Linked DNA regions of Homo sapiens: region 1 is linked to region 2. The links are chromatin loops, found by intact Hi-C in ENCODE. Cell type or tissue: heart left ventricle. All regions are shown on one strand. Links, peaks and the distances in the headings refer to the core of each region. The heading gives the core; the rest is flanking DNA.

The links. Peaks named below come from ENCODE experiments on the same cell type or tissue, not always from the same donor. Only the 100,000 strongest peaks of a DNase experiment are listed, where the experiment ranks them.
Region 1: it touches region 2 in a loop (4-fold over the local background); 18 of 110 quality-filtered maps call a loop at or near these places.

Annotation. Positions count from the first base shown.
Region 1 is chr18:22,207,441-22,217,684 of GRCh38, forward strand. LOC105372017 (a long non-coding RNA gene) reads left to right here and starts at 8,459. Exons shown (of 3, transcript XR_935279.3): 1 at 8,459-8,591; 2 at 9,239-9,429. RefSeq lists an enhancer at 8,394-9,043. In heart left ventricle, for the core only: no CTCF peak of the experiment used is centred there; no DNase peak of the experiment used is centred there; H3K27ac peaks cover 547 bases.
Region 2 is chr18:22,263,451-22,273,694 of GRCh38, forward strand. It overlaps LOC105372018 (a long non-coding RNA gene), which reads right to left and starts at 4,353. Exons shown (of 3, transcript XR_001753369.2): 1 at 4,013-4,353. In heart left ventricle, for the core only: no CTCF peak of the experiment used is centred there; DNase peaks (open chromatin) are centred at 2,601 and 4,451; H3K4me3 peaks cover 3,550 bases; H3K27ac peaks cover 5,264 bases.

The DNA.
Region 1 (10,244 bases), core at 1,119-9,118, 56 kb before region 2:
AATCACAAAGTTGTAAGTTAGAATGCACTAAAAAAAATTGTTCTTTTCACCCCTCTACCTCAGTCAGTCAGTTCCTCTCCCAGATGTTACTTCCTTCTTTTTCTCTTTCTTCCTTTCCTTTCCTTCTTTCTTTTCTTTTCTTTTTCTCCTTCTCCTCCTCCTCCTCCTTCTTCTTCTTTCATTTCTTTCCTTTCTTTCCCTTCCTTCCTTCCCCCCTTTTTTTTTTTCGCTAGAGTCTCCCTCAGTCGCCCAGACTGGAGTGCAGTGGCGTGATTTTGGCTCACTGCAACCTCCACCTGCCAGGTTCAAGTGATTCTCCTGCTTCAGCCTCCCCAGTAGCTGGGACTACAAGCATGCACCGCTGCACCCAGCTAATTTTTGTATTTTTAGTAAAGATGGGGCTTCTCCATGTTGGTCAGGCTGGTCTTGAACTCCTGACCGCAAGTGATCTGTCGGCTAGGCCTCCCGAAGTGCTGGGATTACAGGCGTGAGCCACCGCGCCTAACCATAACTTCTTATTTCTTGCATGGATTGTATGCATTGACTAGGGACACACAATATATTCCAGTTTTTTGACATATAGGATAGCGCACTATACACATTGCTTTGCATTTTGCTTTTTTCACTTAGCATATCTGGGTAGGTCATTATTTAATCAGTGCCATATTTAAGTACATTTGTTTCCAGCCTTTGGTTTTTTTGAGTAATGCTGCAATTAATATCCCTTATCTGTGTCATTTCACGCAGGTGCAAATATACCTGTAAAATGAATTTCTGGAAGCAGCATTACTGACTCAAGGGTATCTACTTTTCATTTTGATAGATATTGCCAAATTGCTCTCACAGAGGTTTCCCCAATTTGTACTCCCACCAGCAATGGACAAGAGTGTTTTTTCTTTTTCACACAAGTCTGGTGTCAAACATTCTGATCTTGTCAGTCTTGATTCTCTGAGTTTTGTTTTGCATTTCTCTTATTGTGAGCGAAGTCGAACATATTTTCCTATGATTAGGAGCCATGTGTAATTCCTTTTATGTGAACTTTTTGCCCATCTCTGTCCATTTTCTTTACTTATTTTTTCTATTGGGTTATCAGTCTCATTGATTTGAGAAGTTCTTCGCATGTTAAGGAAAGCAGCCCTTTGTCTGAAATATACTTGAAATATATATACATATATTCTGGCTTTTTGTTTTACTTTGTTTATACTTTTTAAAAAGTCATGATGATCTTTTCTTTCATAAAGTAATTCAATTTATTGGTCTTTTCTTTTATGACTTTGGAGTTTTGTATAATATTAGGAAGGCCTTCCCCACCATTAAGATGATTTTTTTAAAATCCCGTGTTTTCTTCTAGTATTTTTATGGTTTTATTTTTGAGGTTTGCATTGTTTTTTAAATCTGGAACTTTTGTTGTTGGTTGTTGTAACATGTAGAATATATATTCAACATTTGTCCAAATGGCAACCTTATTGTCACAGCATCATTTCCTGAAAAATCCATTTCCCTCCCACTGATTGAAAATAGAAAGTCAAAATTATATAAATTCTCATATGTATATGTACTCTTTTATAAATTCTTATGTGGATATATATTTAATATAAATTTACATATACATTTGGGTCTATTTCTATCTATTTTGTACCAATGATATGTTTATATATGTGTCAATCTCATACTTTTTTTTGATTATTATATAAGCATGCCTCACTTAGCGACAAGAATACTTTCTGAGAAGTACATCAGGCAATTTCATCATTGTGTGAACATCACAGAGTGTGGTTACATAAATTTAGATGGTTTAGCCTACCACATACCTAGGCTATAATGATATAGCCTATGGCTCTTAGGCTACAAACTTGTACAGCATGTGACTCTACTGAATACTGTATGCAACTGTAACACAATGGTAAGTATTTATGTATCTAAACATATCCAAACTTAGATAATGTACAGTAAAAATACAGTATTATCATTTTATGGGACCACCTTCATATATATGCAGTCCATTTTTGACCAAAATGTCATTGTGTGGTGCATGACTATACTTTGCATGTATTTTACTGTTTAGAAGGCCAGCTCCTTTTCATTGATCTTATTTTTTAAATAAGAATTTGATCACTATTCTTGCTTACTTGTTTTTCCACATAAACTTTAGAATTAGCTTGTTCCTTTTCAAAAAAATCCTGTTGGTATTTTTATTGGAATAGTATTAAAATTTTAGATTATCTTAGGGAGAATTAATATCTTAATTTTATTAAGTCTTCCTGTCCAAGATGAAGTATGTCTTTTTTGTTTGTTAAAATTTTTTTTTCTGTGTCCCTCATAAGAATTTTAACCTTTTCTTCCTGTAGATCTTGTGCATGTTTCTGGTTAAGTTTATTCTTAGGTGTTCAATACTTTTTGATGTTAGTTTATTCTAATGGATTGTCATGTTCATTAAGAGTATAGTAAGCCTCTTTCCCAGAACCATTTAAAATTCTCATATTTTTTTTCGGTTGATTCTCTTGTGTTTTCTGAGAGAATATGCAGTTTCTATTTGTACTGCTGGTGGTTCAGGTGTTGGTGGAAACACTTTTCATGGTGTTGTCTGATTAAGGAAATCTAGGTACCTCACACTGCATTTATTCACTTAAATCATCAATTCATATAACTTTAGAGATGGAAGAGACTTGACTGAGGTCCAGCTGAGGAAACTGAGTCTCAGAAAGGTTGGGTTGTGGTTCGTCAGTATAGAGCTCAGGTTTCCAGGCTCGGGGATCCATGACCTTGGTGCTGTGGGCTAGGCTGAGAGGTCCCTGAAGGAAATGCAAGAACCAAACATTGTGAGCAAAAGCTTGGACTTTGGCAGAGGCTATAACTTCTTTTTACTCTGAGTAATGCTTCATTAATCGGTTTAGGAATTAACAAGATACTGAGACTTGGGCCAGTATGGGTTTTCAAAGATTGCATGTGTCTCCAAACACCACCTCTGAGTTCCTTCCAGGGAGTAGCCCACATGACCATTGGTCTCCAGTGAATCACCAGGCCACATTTGCTGAAGTAAATGGAAGCATTGCGAGAGCAGAAAATCAGGACAGACACCTATACTTGCTAACCCAAACAACCGCCCTTTCTGAGCCACTGGAGATCAGTTATCACCAAATGGACAGATACACTCGGCAAAGTTTTTGCAGGCTTCACAGCTTGTAAATAAGAGACTGCATTCTTCATGCTCCCTCTTGTTGAATCTGGCAGAGGGAAGACCTCTGGCTCTAATCAGCTGGGCAATGACCAGTAGCTGGGCTGGCAGGAAAGAGTGATGACTCCATTTGAATAAACTTTGTGAACCCACTATAGTTAATTCAGAGGACCCATATACTAAGAACACAGGGCTTCTTATCCATGGAAAATCATCCTGGGAACACCGGTTGCTTGTTACTTATAATTTATAATGGCATACCAAATACAAATTGGCCTGTGTGGAATACATTGGCATAGATTTAATAATATTTAACATTTCTATAATTCAACATTCTGTTCATTCTTTCTTATATTCTTTTTTTTCTCTTTTTTGCCATGGAGTCTCACTGTGTCACCCAGGCTGGCGCTATCTTGGCTCACTGCAACCTCCGCCTCCCGGGTTCAAGTGATTCTCTTGCCTCAGCCTCCGAGTAGCTGGGACTATAGGCGTGTGCTACCACGCCTGGCTAATTTTTGTATTTTTAGTAGAGATGGGGGGTTCATCACATTGGCCAGGCTGGTCTCGAACTCCTGACCTCAGGTGATTCACCCGCCTGGGCCTCCCAAAATGTTGGGATTACAGGTGTGAGCCACTGCACCCGGCCCATTGTTTCTTATATACTTATTATTCTTTGTACTTTTACCAGGACTTCCTTCTTTGTAGCTTTGTTTACCCTATTCTTCCATTTACATTTTACCGATCACTTGAGTCTCCAAAAAAAATTTCTGACTCTTTGATATCACTAGGCATGATTTCCAGTTGAGTCCTTCCAGGAGAAATTTCAGAAGGTGCCTCCTTTTCTTTCTAAATGGGTCAGAGATACCTTTATTTTGGAACTGACCATGGGAAGCCTTCAGTTGTTTATATCTTGAATTGGGGCAGCAGATGGAGCTTTTCTCCCCTGTCCCCAGCACCATCCAACCTTCTTTCCTTGACCTTTTAGAAGCATTTGACATTGTGGCCCTCTCCATCTTACCTGAAGCCTTCTCCCCCTTTTGACTCCGGAGACATCATAGATAAATCAGGGCTGTGGTGAAATGGAAACACTGTGCCTTCAGAGTCATGCAAATGGGGGTTTGAATCTTGGCTCCACACAGCAGCTCTGAGGCTTGAACAAGTTCTGGAATCTCTCAAGGCTGCAGTGCTCTTATCTCAAAAAGGAGGGTGACATAATCTGCCTCGTATGCCAGTCTTCAGCCTTGAAGCCTTATTCAACTTCTGCTTTTTGAGGGTAGGGGCAGAGTTTGTACCCTGGAACATGATGCTAGCATAGTGCCTTTCACAAGATGGGCACTCACTAATTTATCTGCTTTCCACTTCCCATTTTCAGCCTAGAGTCACACCATTCATTCATGCTCCATGTGTTAGGGTTCTCCAGGGAAACAGAACCAATAGGATATATACATATATAATCCATATATTGGATTTTTGATTTTATATATATCCTTGAATATATATATATATATATATATATACATATATAGAGAGAGAGAGAGAGAGAGAGAGAGAGAGAGACAGAGACAGAGACAGACAGACAGAGAGAGAGAGACAGAGAGACAGAGAGAGATTTGTTTTAAGAAATTGGCTCATGTGATTGTGAGGGCTGGCAAGTCTGAAATCTGTAGAGCAGGCCAGTAAGCTGGTGACTCAGGTGAGAACTGATGTTGGTCTTGAGTCTGAATTCCACAGGGCAGGAGTCTGGAAATGCAGGCAGGGTTTTTATGATGCAGTCTTGAAAATAATTCCCTTTTTTTTTGAGACTGAGTCTCACTCTGTCACCCAGGTTGGAGTGCAGTGGCTTGATCTCGGCTCACTGTAACCTCCACCTCCTGGGTTCAAGTGATCCTCCTGCCTCAGCCTCCCGAGTAGCTGGGATTACAGGTACCTGCCACCATGCCTGGGTGATTTTTGCATGCGGTTTCACCATGTTGGCCAGGCAGGGAAAAGAATTTCTTCTGGGGGAAACTTCAATCTTTACTCTTTTAGGACCTTCTACTGATTGGGTGAGGCCCACATACATGATGGAGGACAATCTGCTTCAAGTCCACTGATTTCAGTGTTAGTCCCATCTAAAAAATACCTTCACAGTGACATCCAGACTGGTGTTTGATTTTTTTTTTGTTTAAAGTGGAGGTCTTGCTCTGTTGCCCAGGCCGGAGTACAGTGGTACCATCGTAATTCAATGTAGCTTCAATTCCTGGGCTCAGGGATCTTCTGCTTCAGCCTCTTAAGTAGCTCTTAAGTACAGGCCTGTGCTGCCATGCTCAGCTAATTTTTTTTTTGTTGTTGTTGAGACAGAGTCTTGCTCTGTCACCCAGGCTGGAGTGCAGTGGTGGGATCTCGGCTCACTGCAACCTCTGCCTCCCAGATTCAAGTGATTCCCCTGCCTCAGCCTCCCAAGTAGCTGGGACTACAGGTGTGCACTAGCATGCCTGGCTAATTTTTTTTTTAATTTTTAGTAGAGACAGGGTTTCACCATGTTGATCAGACTGGTCTCGGACTCCTGGCCTGAAGTGATCTGCCCACCTCAGTGTCCCAAAGTGCTGGGATTACAGGCATGAGCCACCACATCCGGCCTAATTTGTTTTGTTTTGAGACTCAGTCTTGTTAGGTTGCCCAGACTGGTATCTAATTCTTCAAGCCATTCTCCCACCTCAGCCTCCCAAAGTGCTGGGATTACAGGCTTGAGCCACTGCACCAAGCTGTGGTGTTTGATCAAGCAACTAGGCACCAGAGCCTAGCTAGGCTGACACATAAAATTAACTATCGCTCTCCACACGCTTGGCCACTGATCCTTAGCAACTGGGCCTCAGTCCAAAGTTAGAGAGCTTAACTGAAGAGGACATTGTGATGATGAAGCTTGCCGGGGGCCATAGGGATCTCTGTTAGAACTCCCTCAGGATCGGAATTCTATGTTATTGCTGGAGGCCTCTCTGAGGGTTCTTGGGGAAGTTATGTAGAAGGTGCCTCTGCTGAAGTCCTGGAGCTGACCACTCCCACCGGCTTGGCTCTGGGCTCAGCTCTGTCATGGTTGAACTGTATGACCCTGGGCAAGTCATGGGCTCTTCTGGGCCTCAGTTTACTGTCTATAAATAGGGACATTTGGACTTGATGTACCTGAAGTTCCCTTCTTGCTTTTAAACAGCTTCTCAGCTCCTTTTGTTTTACCACTAGCTTTGCAGAGACTTGTTAGGAATTTACAGCTTGTGATTGCTTCACTTTTTTGGAAATGGCTCTATGGTTTCAAACAACATTAACTTTAAAAAATTAACAATGCTGAGCGTGGTGGTTCACACCTGTAATCCCAGCACTTTGGGAAGCTGAGGCAGGTGGATCACCGGAGGTCAGGAGTTCGAGACCAGCCTGGCCAACATGGTGAAACCCCATCTCTACTAAAATACAAAAATTAGCTGGGCGTGGTAGCACATGCCTGTAGTTCCAGCTACGGGGGAGGACAAGGCAGGAGAATCACATGAACCCAGGAGGCGGAGGTTGCAGTGAGCTGAGATTGCGCCACTGCACTCCAGCCTGGGAGACAGAGTGAGACTCCATCTCAAAAAAAAAAAAAAAAAAAAAAAAGAAAAGAAAAGAAATTGACATCATGTGTTTACTGACTAGATGCTTTTTTTTCTTTTAATCACTGCGATGTCATTCATCTAGTGAGCGCTCAATACATGTTTTTTTGGATTAAAACATATTTTAAAAATTTATATATCATTAAAAAGACATTTGCACTACAGAAGCTCCTGGGTGATGATAGGTAGACCCACCCTCTCCATTAACTATCTTGTAGTTTAGAGGACTCCAGAGTATATTGGAAAGAACCAAGGCTTTGCAATAATACAGACCTGGACTTAAATCCTGAATTTTCTACTTGTCAGCTGTGCAACCGTGGTCATAATTCTTAATTTCTCTGAGACTCAGTTTATTTATCTGTAGAATTGGAGTAATGGGATATCTCCCAGAGTTGTTAAATGACATGTATGTGAACTGCCAAGCATACGGCTTAATAGAGTAAACTTGAAATAAAAATGAGGTATTTTTTGTTCTCTTCCCTTGGACTGTGTGTGGAGTCCTGGAGCACTGTAATGCCACTAGGAAGTTTGAGGCAAGAGGCTCTCTTCCAGCGATGTCAAGAAACTTATTGCTTTTTTTTTTTTTTAATCACATCAGATGGATGTGATTACCATCTGAGTGTGTCCCATCCAACAGAACGGGGTTAGGCTGTGAAGTGCTTTGCTTTTAAAACAGACAGTCCTGTACTCTAGGAATCAACAGTGCTTCCCTTTCAGGAAGAAGTGATGAATCATTACAGGAAATATTGTGTTTTTTTTTCCCCTCAAGTATCTTACCAATGAAAGTTATTAAAAATAGAAGCTTCGGTTGAGAACAACTTTGGGAGGAGTCAGAGTGGAGATGAATTTACTAGGGTTGAAGTCAACATCTTTGAGTGAGTTAATCTGGAGTTTTAATCCCTGTCACTGTCTCTCCAAGGACTCAAATCTTGGATCTTGAAAAAAAATTAATTGAAATGCTACTTGATTTCAAAAGACTTAGAATACCACTAATGATAGAAATAATGGTAACTTCTAAATAAGTAACCAAAATAGGCCTCTATTGGTAGCTGAGAAAAGCTCTTCCAGCTGCGGAAGACAGCGTGCGGCAGCGTGGGTGCTGGCGGAGACACTGATTTGATTGTGGCCATGATCATACCACGTATACGTACATCAAATCATCATGTGGTACATCTTGAATTAGTCAATCTTTATTTGTCAATTAAATATTTTTTAATTAAAAAAAAAGCAGACCGGTCGTGGTGGCTCTTGCCTGTAATCCCAACACTTTGGGAGGCAGAGGCTGGCGGATTGCCTGAGGTTGAAAGTTCGAGACCAGCCTGGCCAGCATGGTGAAACCCTGTCTCTACTAAAAATACAAAAAGCTAGCCAGGCGTGGTGGCAGGCTCCTGTAATCCCAGCTACTCGGGAAGCTGAGGCAGGAGAATTGCTTGAACCCAGGAGGCGGAGGTTGCCGTGAGCCGAGATCGCGCCATTGCACTCCAACCTTGGCAACAGAGCGAGACTCTGTCTCAAAACAAAACAAACAAACAACAACAACAAACAAAAAAACCACCACCACCACCACAACAAAACAAACAAAAAAAATGCAAGCCGAGTGTGGTGGCTCACGTCTATAATCCCAAGGAGGCTAAGGCAGGAGGACTGTTTGAGCCCAGGAGTTCAAGGCTAGTCTGGGCATCAGAGAGAGACCCCATCTCTGATTTGAATGAATGAATAAATAAAGAGGAGAAGACAGCAGAGGAGGTGGCTATGTTGCTCAGGAGGTGAGACTGACCCACATCTGCCCTCCAGCAGCGGTAAGCCCAAGGGAGGGTCTGACCATCCTTTTTACAACATCATTTGTGCTGGAGCAGAAAGTACTCACTCTGTCATTTCTCTGGGTTTCATTCAAACCCTCAATGGCTGTTAATCACCATTAACCAGTTCCTTTAAACTGCTTTGCATTTCAAAGAAGATGGGTTCTCTAACTTATTCTTTCCTTCAATTATGGCTGGCTGGAGGTTACTTTACTACCATCTACATTCTTTTTTCTTTTTATCTATTTACTTTTTTGCCTATGACATAGCCTCAGGAGGTCCTGAGTACGTGTGCCCCTCTTTGTTTTATTATTATTACTTTGTTAAACAGTGTCTTGTTCTGTCATCCAGGCTGGAGTGCAGTGATGTGATTAAGGCTCACTGCAGCCTTGACCTGCCTGCCGCAAACCATCCTCCCATCTCAGCCTCCCAAGTAGCTGGGACTACAGATGTGCACCATGATGCCCAGCTAATTTTTAATTTTTTTGTAGAGACGGGATCTTGCTATGTAGCCCAGGCTGGTCTCAAACTCCTGGACTCAAGGGACCCTCCCACCTTAGCCTCCCAAAATGCTGAGATTACAGACATAAGCCACCGTGCCTGGCCTCTACATGCTATTTTAATTGATACTCCCCAAATACCTGCAGCTGGCACTTGGTGGCATGCATGATCTCAGCCCCATCTCCTCTGAGCGGATTCCTCCACAGCAGCTGGGCTCACGCAGCCACTTGTCTCAGCTCCACCTTCTCATGGACTCAACAAAGCTGTTTCCAGCAGGGCTGATTTTAACCAAGGGCTGGGGGTCTCGGGTTCCTGCTCTTCTTTTCCAGAGTGGAAGGTGAGTTTGTTTTTTGCCTTACTCGGGGCCTTTTCCCTGCACTGGATGCTTCCTTACCTGTCAAGCCCAAGCAGCTTTTAGAACTGATTGCTGACATTTGTGTTGAGAGAAGAGAGAATGAAAAAGAGCGGGCTGCGCGTTGTGGCTCACGCCTGTAATCCTAGTACTTTGGGAGGCCGAGGCGGGTGGATCACTTCAGGTCAGGAGTTCAAGACCAGCCTGGCCAACATGGTGAAACCCTGTCTCTACTAAAAATACAAAAATTAGCCGGAAATCGCTTGAACCCGGGAGGCAGAGGTTGCACTGAGCCGAGATCGTGCCACTGCACTCCAGCCTGGGCAACAGAGCGAGGCTCTGTCTCAAAAAAAAAAAAAAAAAAAAAAAAAAAAAAGAGCAAGCACTACAGAGAACTCGAGCAGGCTATTTCTGGAGAACCTGCTCCCTGTCACCCCTTTTAGTGCTGGGCAGGGCTGGAAGAGATTGTCATTTGTTGACTGTCCTTGGGCTCTTGAAACGGAGTCAAACAGCTTCGTGTCTGCGACCCAGACCTCTGGTGGTGGGTCCCAGGGAGGGATGGCTTTGTTCTGTTCATCTTGTCTATCCCTCCATTTGGGCCACGGAGGGAAGGGAGTCTCTGGCCAGCCTCACTCCTGAACACACGGAGGCTGAGGCGGGCCTAAGTTCTGTGGCAGGCGAGAGCTGTTCACAGATTGTGTTCTTGGAGGTTTGCTGCTCACATTCCAGCAGGGTCAGGAAACAGGAAGCCAAACAAAGGAAAGAAACACAGAGGAAGAGACCTAAAGGGACAGAGACAA
Region 2 (10,244 bases), core at 775-8,774:
TCATTTCAGTAGTAGAGTGGCCTTAGCCAGCCCCAGTCTTCAACATTGTGTAGCACAGCAGTTGGATTCCTGCCTGGCCTCCTGTCTTGTAGACCTGGAACCTGTTGCTTCAGCCCTGTTCACTCCTTTGCATTTATGACCCATTTTCAGTTGCAGCGTTGTTTAATTCGTTTTTGAGAATAGGCTATGTCTTTGTTTGTTTGTTTGTTTGTTTTTTGAGACAGAGTCTCGCTCTGTTGCCCAGGCTGGAATGCAGTGGCACAATCTCGGCTCACTGCAAACTCCACCTCCCAGGTTCAAGCAATTCTCCTACCTCAGCCTCTTTTTTTTTTTTTTTCCTTGACATGGAGTATTTCTCTGTTACCCAGGCTGGAGGGCAGTGGTGCAGGATCTCGGCTCACTGCAACCTCTGCCTCCTGGGTTCAAGCGATTCTCCTGCCACAGCCTCCCAAGTAGCTGGGATCACAGGCACGTGCCACCACGCCCAGCTAATTTTTGTACTTTTAGTAGAGGCAGGGTTTCACCATATTGGCCAGGCTGGTCTTGAACTCCTGACCTCAAGTGATCCGTTCGCCTCGGCCTCCCAGAATGCTAGGATTACAGTAGTGAGCCACTGTGCTTGGCTTCTGCCTCAGCCTTTTGAATAGCTGGGATTACAGGTGCATGAACCACCACACCCAGCTAATTTTTGTATTTTTAGTAGAGACGGGGTTTCATCATGTTAGCCAGGCTGTTCTTGAATTCCTGGCCTTAAGTGATCCACCCCCCTCAGCCCCGCCAAAATGCTGGGATTACAGGCGTGAGCCACTGCGGCTGGCGAGAATAGGCTGTATCTTTTAGCTTTCTATTTTTATATCTTACCTGTCATCATTTTATGCTTGGGACTTAGGAATGAGATAAGAGTGCTGTAGACTTCAGGTAATGCATCCTAACAGCGGCCCCAGACCCACCTGCCGGATCTCTCATGCGGACTTTCTGCAAGAGCTTCCCTGTGAGGGGTCTGATTTACATTTGCCCTTACAAATCTGTTTTCCATTAAAAGTGCACATGAAAAAATGATGTCCTTCTCTAACTTAAAATTCTCTTGGTATCCCTTGCTCTAAAGTGCAAAATCTTTTAACACAGTTTACAAGGTCCGTGGGATCCGGCCCTGCCTCCATTCCAGATTTCTTGGTACTACTTCCTCCTGCATCCTGAACCTCTGCTCTCCAACAACGTTGGCCCTCCTTTAGCTCCTGGAACCACTGGCCTCTCACACTTCAGAGCCTGCACACAGCCTTCTCCTCTGCTTGCAACCCTCTCTCCTCCTTTGCATCCTCATCCCTGACCTCCTGGATACATCCTGTTTACCTGCTAGACGTCAGCTGGATGTCTTGACCTCAGGGAGACATCCCTCCACTTCCAGCTTGGGTGACCTTGTAATATACTGTCAAGGGGCCCTGTACTTTTTGTTCAGATACCTGAATATATTAATTGGTATAACTTATTCACATTTATTCATGTGATTATTTGTTGATCTTCGACGGGTTTTTTCACCCCTATATGCCCGGCACCCAGCACCACGTGTGGATTTTCACAGCTCACGCCAGATTCCAGGAAGCAAGGGTGAGTTATTTAAGGCGTCAGGTGGTCTCGGCCCTGCTTCCCCTCTCATCTCCCCTGTTACCACTTTCCTCCTCACTGTCTCTTCTTCAGGACACCCATGGGCCGACTAGTATTTCCCCAAACCCAGCAGTCATGCTCCTGTGTCCAGGCCCTGGTGGTTTCTGTCACGTTATTTGAAACACTGCCAAAAGAGCCTGCAGCTCACTCCCTGCAGAGTGCTCCCATCACCTCCTCACTGAGGCCTTCCTTGACTGGCCTATTTAAAATGGTAACCCATTCACTTCCCTGCATCACTCTCCTCTGTGGCCCTTGGCACTGTGCAAAATTCTACATCCTTCATGTCTATCATTGGCCTCCCCTGAGAAGGAAGCGTTGTGATGGCAGAGTTCTGTGGGGCTCATCGATGGCTCCTTGGCACTTAGCACATGCCTGATGCGTGGCAGGTGCCACACAGGTGTTTGTTAATTGAAGGAATGAGTTGCCTACCCCCACTCTGATTTAATATTTGCTTTGCTCCTATTGATCAGGAAAGAAGGCCTGATTACACCTGCTATCTGCCTAAGGTATTTTTTCATCTCCTTCATGATATCAAAATATTCTTATTCATTTTTATTCCTTGAAGCCTAACAGACATTTCCTGAGTATGCGTTTGGTTTTATGCTGCTGAGATGTTCCTCTTGAGAAAACACACATTTCTGTTTCTTTTCTTTTAGGTCTTAAAATGGTAACGAAGAGACTGGAGGGATGTTCCTGCAGAGATAACATTCAAATCCTAGAGAGCAGGTGCAGATGCAGGATTTGAAGGTGGGGCTTCTTGTGGCTATAGAATTAGTTTAAAAAATAATAAAAGAGGAGTAGGAAGACATCCTGCCACCTAGCATCATTTGTAGCCAGAAGCACGGCCATGGTGGAGGCTCACTTCTCAGTGCCCTTGCGGCTGCCACCAGCCCCAGCTGTGGCAGATGCTCCCCTAGGCCTGCGCACCCCCTCCCTCCCACATGCCATGGGATGGCAACAGCCGCTCATGCTCCAGGCTTTGGCAGGTTGAGGTGGAAGAGTCTGTTTTCACAGGTGCAGCCTGCAGCCCAAGGTTGAAATTTGGCTTAGAGCATGTCCCTGAGTATAAAGCTAAGCTTCTTTTGTAATGAATACTAAAAACAAAAACAAAAACAAAAACCTCCCCCTAAAATCCTGAAACAGGTTGTAGGGCCCTGGAGACCTTAGGACCCAAGGATGTCCCTGCCCTCCATTGTCACAAAGAAAATTTCTTTTTGCTCCAGACAGAAACTGATAATTGTGATTACTTCTGAAATCTATTGTTTAGTTTGAAATATGTAGGAATTGAGGAAAAAGGCTCTTTTCTCCCCTCCTAAGCTTCCTTCTAGCGGAGCTCCCCCAGTCACAAGGATTCTTTGCCTTTTCATCTTTAGAGAGTCGGGAGCTGCATAAAGGCTCCAACCTGCATTGGCAGGGAAGGGCCTGCCTTTGCTTTACTGTACATTTTTGACCGTTTAAAAATCTGCATCTCAAGGCCAGGTGCACTGGCTCACGCTTGTAATCCCAGTACTTTGGGAGGCCAAGGAGGGAGGATCACTTGAGGTCAGGAATTTGAGACTAGCCTGGACAACATGGTGAAACCCCATCTCTATCAAAAATACAAAAATTAGCCGGGCATGGTGGTGTGTGCCTGTAATCCCAGCTACTCAGGAGGCCAAGGCAGGAGAATCACCTGAACCTGGGAGGCGGAGGCTGCAGTGTGCCGAGATTGCGCCACTGCACTCCAGCCTGGGTGACAGAGTGAGACTCCATCTCAAAAAAAAAAAAAATCTGCATCTTTAGTCCACTGGTCTTAGAAGAGCTGGAGCATGAAGAGACTTCTGATTGTCGAGACCCCAGGCATTAACACAGAAATGCAGTGACGTGTGATGGCTAGATGAAAATCCTTCTGGAGTGAAGGTGACAGTCTAAATGTTCCACTGATATTACAAATACACACCTATTATAATGTGCCAGGAATTTAAAAAAAGTTTTAAAGTGTTAACATTACTTCGTTTAGTCCTTAGAAAATTCTACACAATAGATATTAATATTAACCTTCTTGTACAGGGACAACAATGGCTTTGGGGTCTTGCCCAAGGCATCCTGTTAAGAAATGGCAGAATTAGCAGGCAACCCAGACAGCCTGAGTCTTGAGTCTGACTCTTCATCACCTCACTTTGCTGTCTCAAAGTTCCTTCCAGGCCTGTGGTTGGTGGTCTCCAGTTAGATGTGTTCTTCCCCTTTTGTGGGAAGCTGAGCATGGACACCATGCCCTTACTCCTGGCACAATGGCAAAAGAGCTTGGCCACTTTCCCCTCCCTGCTGGCACCTATCACATGCTTGAGGGAAAAGTAGCTGCTGTCCTTACCTGGGAGTGAACCTCCTTTCTTGGCTGTTCCCGGTTGGCTGGGAGTCCTTTGAGTTTCAGGATTCCAGTGCCTCCTCCCACATCACAAACATGTTACACTGGAATACCTGTTCTCTTGGTTATGTGCTTGCAAATATCCCTCACTTGGGATGAAGGCGAAAGTCCTACCTTTCGCCTGGTTGGTAATCCTGGCCCTGATGTATGCAGGATCCATGCAGCGCAGTAGGCGCTCCAGAAAAGCATCCCTTTGTGATAGGAACAGATACAGTGACATAATCCCCTGGCATCCAAAGCAGAACAGGCTGTACTTTTTAGAAATAGCATATTCACCTCTCACTCAGTTATTTTAGGGTCCACACACCATGAGCTGTCACCAGGAACCTCCTGAACTTCTGGGGTGACTGAAGGTGTCCAGCGAGGCGACGTCATCCCATGCTCTCGGTACACAAGGTCAGGAGGCTGGAGGCACTCAGGGGCTGCAGCCTATCAGGTCTGTAAATAGCAGCAGCCAGGCTCGTGTTCTCTTCCTTTAGTGCACTTCGGCATTTCTAATCAGCTCCAGAGAGAACGAGACATATTCTCCACGGAGTGAACTCCAGGCCACTCTGGAGGTGAGCTCATGGGAGTTTTTATGATATGTCCAATCATCCAAAAGGAGAATGGGGCTTGCCCTGAGTGTCTGGGGAAGAGCCGTTCTGCCCTTGGTTGCCAAACTGCTGGCTTTTGGTGTGGGCACTAAGGAGGTATGGTCTGTAGCAGTTTCTTGTGGGTATCCATGTCCCATACCTTCAGGGAACTACAAATATGGGATTAGAATAATGTGGTGTTTTTTTTTTTTTTTAGGAAGTTTTTCTCTTGTTGCCCAGGCTGGAGTGCAATGGCGCAATCTCGGCTCACTGTAACCTCTGCCTCCTGGGCTCAAGTGATTCTCCTGCCCCAGCCTTCCAAGTAGCTGGGATTACAGGCATGTGCCACCACACCTGGCTAATATTTTGTACTTTTAGTAGAGATGAGGTTTCACCATGTTGGCCAGGCTGGTCTGAAACTCCTGACCTCAGGTGATCCACCCGCCTCGGCATCTCAAAGTACTGGGATTATAGGCATAAGCCACCATGCCAGGCCTAATGTAGGTCTTGATATTGAAACAGGAGTCTGTATGATGGAAGGAAGAGTGGTGGGCATGGGGAGACAGCCAGCCTAGCCCCGCCACTTTCCTCTGGGCAGCCTTGGGAAGTGCTCTGTTCTCTCCACTGTGCTGCAGACGCTCAACCAGGCACTTTACTTAATTTTGATAGCAGCCTTTCCTGCCAACTTCACATATCAAATGATATGATGCCTATGAAAGAACAAGAGAAGCCATATAGCAATATTCACATGCACATGGGAGATGCTGTTAATATTTATTTAGTTAGTTGAGTTTAGGGTTATTCTCTTCCTATGTTGCCAACGCCTTCCTGGCTTATTGCCAAAACTCTTCTTTTGTTTGCAGAAAATAAATATGACCCTGCTGGCTCTACCTTGCTCAAAAGAGTATCCATTTATTATTTGCTCTGTTCATTCATTCATTCATTCATTCATTCACGTATTCATCAGATTTGCTTGTGACAGTGGCAGGTCTTGAGAGTGGTAAAGTCTTAGACAATTTTAGAATTCAATAAGGAAGAATGTAAAAATAATTGTAATACAAAGTGAGAATGTTATAATGGAATCGTGTGCAAAATGTTTCAGAACACACAAAACTTACACACAGTGTTCATAGCAGCATTATTCATAATAGTCAAAAGAATGGAAACCACCCAAATGTCTACCAGCTGATGGATGAACAGATGGACAATGTGTTATATCCATACAATGGAATATATTACTCAGCAATTAAAATCAATGAAGTACTGACACATGTATTGTATGGATAAATCTTAAAAACATGCTAAGTGAAAGAAGCCAGCCACGAAAGACCACATATTGTATGATTCCTTTTATATGAGCTATGCAAGTCCATACTGACAGAATTCCCTTTATGTGGCAAGTCCACAGAGACATTAAGTAGATGAATAGGTGCCTGGGGCTGGGGCAGAGAGAGGAAGAGTGATTACTGCTAATGAGAAATGGTTTTTTTAGGGGCCATGAAAATATTTTCAAATTAGATTGTGGTAATAGTTACATACCCTATAATACACTGAGAACTCTTCAATAGGTGAATTTACTGTATGTGAATTAGATCTCATTAAAATCTTTAGAAAATGCTGTGGGAATATTGAAGAGAGATTAGTTTTGATCCATATGTCAGAAAAGTTCAAATTGGAGGAGATATTTGGATCAGCTCTTTTTTTTTTGAGACGGAGTCTTACTCTGTCACCCAGGCTGGAACTCAGTGACACGTTCTCAGCTCACTGCAACTTCCACCTCCCGCGTTCAAGCAATTCTCCTGCCTCAGCCTCCCAAGTAGCTGGGATTACAGACTCCCACCACCACACCCAGCTAATTTTTGTATTTTTAGTAGAGATGGGGTTTCACAATGTTGCCCAGGCTGGTCTCAAACTCCTGACCTTAAGTGATCCGCCTGCTTTGGCCTCTCAAAGTGCTGGGATTACAGGCGTGAGCCACCTCACCCCTGCTCTGCTCTTTTATTTATTTATTTTTTAAGAGACAGGGTCTTGCTGTGTTGTCCAGGTTGGAGTACAGTGGCTAACACGGGGGTGATCACAGTGCTCTACAGTCTTGAACTCCTGGGCTTAAGTGACCCTCTCACCTCAGCTTCCTGAGTAGTTGGGATTACAGGCATGCATTGCCATGCCCAGCTAATTTTAACATTTTTTTGTAGAGATGGGATTTGCTGTGTTTTTCAGCAACTCCTGGCCTCAAGGGATTCTCTTGCCTCAGCCTCCCAAAGTACTGGGATTATAGACATGCATCACCATGGCCAGCATTTTTTTTTTTTTGAGTTGGAGTCTTGCTCTGTTGCCCAGGCTGGAGTGCAGTGGCACAATCTCTGCTCACTGCAGCCTCTGCCTCCGGGTTCAAATGATTCTCCTGCCTCAGCCTCTCGAGTAGCTGGGATTACAGGCACCTGCCACCATGCCCGGCTACTTTTTGTATTTTTAGTAGAGATGGGGTTTCACCATGTTGTCCAGGCTTGTCTTGAACTCCTGACCTCAGGGGATCTGCCCACCTCAGCCTCCCAAAGTGCTGGGATTACAGGTGTGAGCCACTGTACCAGGCTACCATGCCCCGCTTTGAATCAGCTCTTGAGAGGCAAATTTGCCAAGTGAAAAGTGTGGGAAAGCATCCTAAACAGACGCAGTACTATCTGGAAGCATGGAGGAAGGAAAAAGAGGGTGCATCTGAGGAAGAGCAGGAAGGTGGGTATGGCTGGAGTGTAGGTGCATACTGGTGGCGAGGGGCAGAAGATGAGGCCAAAGGGAGGGAAGGGGCTGGATTGTGAAAGGCATTTTGTGTGTGCCAAGGAGTTGGTCAATGTCTTGTCAATAGTGGAAAGTCACTGTAGGGCTTTAGTCACTGATGAGGGTGTCATGATCAGGTTTAAGTTGTAGAAGGCAATGAAGATGATGGTTTACAGTGGGGGCGAGTTATGTGGCTTTTGTTGTGGTCCAGGTAGAAAATAATAGTCTTGGATTAATATAGAGTGAAATGGATTGAAAACATTTTTGGGGGACAGAATAGTTAGGACCTGATGGCCAATCATTTTTGAGTGAGAAGAAGGAAAAGGAGGAGAAGGAGGAGAGGGAGGAGAAGGAGGAGGAGGAGTGGGGGAGGAGGGGAATGAGGGGGAAGAGGAGGAGAAGAAAGACATACAGTATTGTAGCTTGGATAATTGGGTGGGTGGTAGTATCCTAGACAAAAGCAGAATACAGCATAGGCAGACAGATTTGGGAATAGAGGCCATGAGTTTAGTTTTAGAGATGTTGAGTTTGAGAATCCTTTGAGATATCCAGGTACAAATGCTCAGAAAGCAGTTGGGAATGATTGTAATCATTACAAATCAGAACAGCAACAAAACCTGCCTACTGTCTATCAGCCACTATGCTAGGTACTTTATATAAATATCTTTATAAGCGCCTCTACAGAAAGATATAGAGCATTATCCCCATTTTATAAATCAACAAAATCATTGAGAGGCACTCTAGAAAGAGGTACTCCAGAAACAGTGGACATATAGATTCTTTTTCTGAAGATTTAGGGAAAAATTCACCATTAAAGAACAGTCTCCAAGCTCATCAGTGATGGCCTGACTATCACAGGTGGGGAGTTAGTCTGAGCAGTAGACAGTGGGGGCCGCGGTGTGACACTTCTTTTTTTGCCAGGACTGTACTTCCATCACCACCGAATGCTGAGCTCCAAAAGAAAACAATTTGTAAGTCTCCATATTGAGTTGGTTGTCTTGAGAGACAGTATCCCTGAGACGAAAGGTAGAAGAAGAGACATGAGACAGCTGGAAATACAAAACCTTTCCTTCTGCTTTTGGATCAGTATCTAAAAGAGTCTAGTTAAATGAAGAGCTCCTTCTTTTATTTGGCTAGCTCTTTAAACAGGCAGGTTTTCATTTTCCAAGGCCACCTCTGTGAGCCAGCTCTGCCCACCATGGGGTTGTAAACTTCTGGAGGAGAGACTCTTTGTTTTACTGTGGGGGCCCTCACAGCCCAAAGCCTCATGCCTAGATAAAGTGCTCAAGGCAGATAGTTGGAGAGAATGGGTTGCCAAGACTCTTACACCTTGGTTTTGTGCACTGCAGTTTGCTGGGGTCCACTGCAGTGTACCTACCTCTGTACAGGGGCTTTGCTGCCCAGTTGCCTGGGGCAATGATATTGGGGATACACTGTATGTAATATTCTTGCCAAGGTCCCAATTCAATTAGGTGATTATACTTTCACTGTTTGTGCCAAGATTCCCTGCTGTGAGTGAATCCCATTAGTACCAGCTTAGCACATGTAGGAGGCCCTCAATAAATGTTTGCTGGATTGAAATGAAAGCTTGAATATACTTGAGGAGTGACTTAAGTCCTTGGCTGACCTCAGCTAGTGAGAGCCCTTGGATGAAGTATAGAAGAGTGAAGATGGAATTTTACATTTCACAATGCCCTCTGAAACCTTCCATAATCCTCCTGTACTTCAGCTTTACTTCAAATTGATTCAACATCAAGTGAAAGATGGGATTTGAGAAGGGAGAGTAAATCCTTCAAGAATAACTTTCCCCCAAAGTAATATTTATTTTCTAGGTATTGTGATGGCCTCTAAGAAAAATATAAATTGAATCTGGCCAAGATAGTGACCTGGAGGAAAGCAGATAGAGAAAGGGAGACATTTGTGGAATAAGTTTTGACATAAGCTAAGAGGGCTGAGAGGAGCAGGAGCCAGGGGAGAGGGTTCTGGAGGTAGAAGGCTGTGGAGGGGGCATCTTCCATTCTCCATTCTCCTAAGACCCTGTGCCTTGTGGCTGTGTCTCATAGCTCCAGCCACCCACATGTCACAGCTGGCAGACCTTTCAGACTGACTAAAATCTAGTACCCTTTGATTCAGAGCAGAAAAACCCACTACAGTATTTGAAAAAGAAAAAAACGCTTTTTCAGGAATCAGAAAAGACTTCTCTAGTTACATCTTAGTTCCCTGATGATCTGAGTTGGCCAGACCAGGAGTTGAGGAGGTGGTAAGTGGCAATTCAGAGAGTTCCAGCCTGAGACCTCATCCCTCCTTGCACTTTCTTCGCCACAGTCTGCTCTGATGTTTTTCTTTTTCTCTATTTCTGTCTTTGTGTTATAGCACAATACGTCTCGGACAATTGTATGGGCTTTCTGTTGCTGCTGTGACAAAGGAGCACTAACTTGGTGGCTTAAAATAATACCCATTAATGATCTCATGGTTCTGTGGGTCAGGAGTCAAAGTGGGCTCTGCTGGGCTTTGCTCAGGAGCTCATGAGGCTGAAATCAAGAGGTTGGCTGGCTGGGCTCTTACCTGGAGGTTCTGGGGATTCCTCCTCCTCCTCCTCCTCCTTTTCTTCTTTTTCTTCTTCCTCTTCTTCTTCTTCTTCTTCTTCTTCTTCCTCTTCCTCTTCCTCTTCTTCTTCTTCCTCTTCTTCCTCTTCCTCTTCTCAGGGGCTCAACGAAGCTGAAATCAAGACGTTGGCTGGCTGAGCTCTTACCTGGAGGCTCTGGGGAATCTTCTTCTCCTTCTCCTCCTCCTCCTCCCTCCTCCTCCTCCTCCTCCTCCTCCTCCTCCCC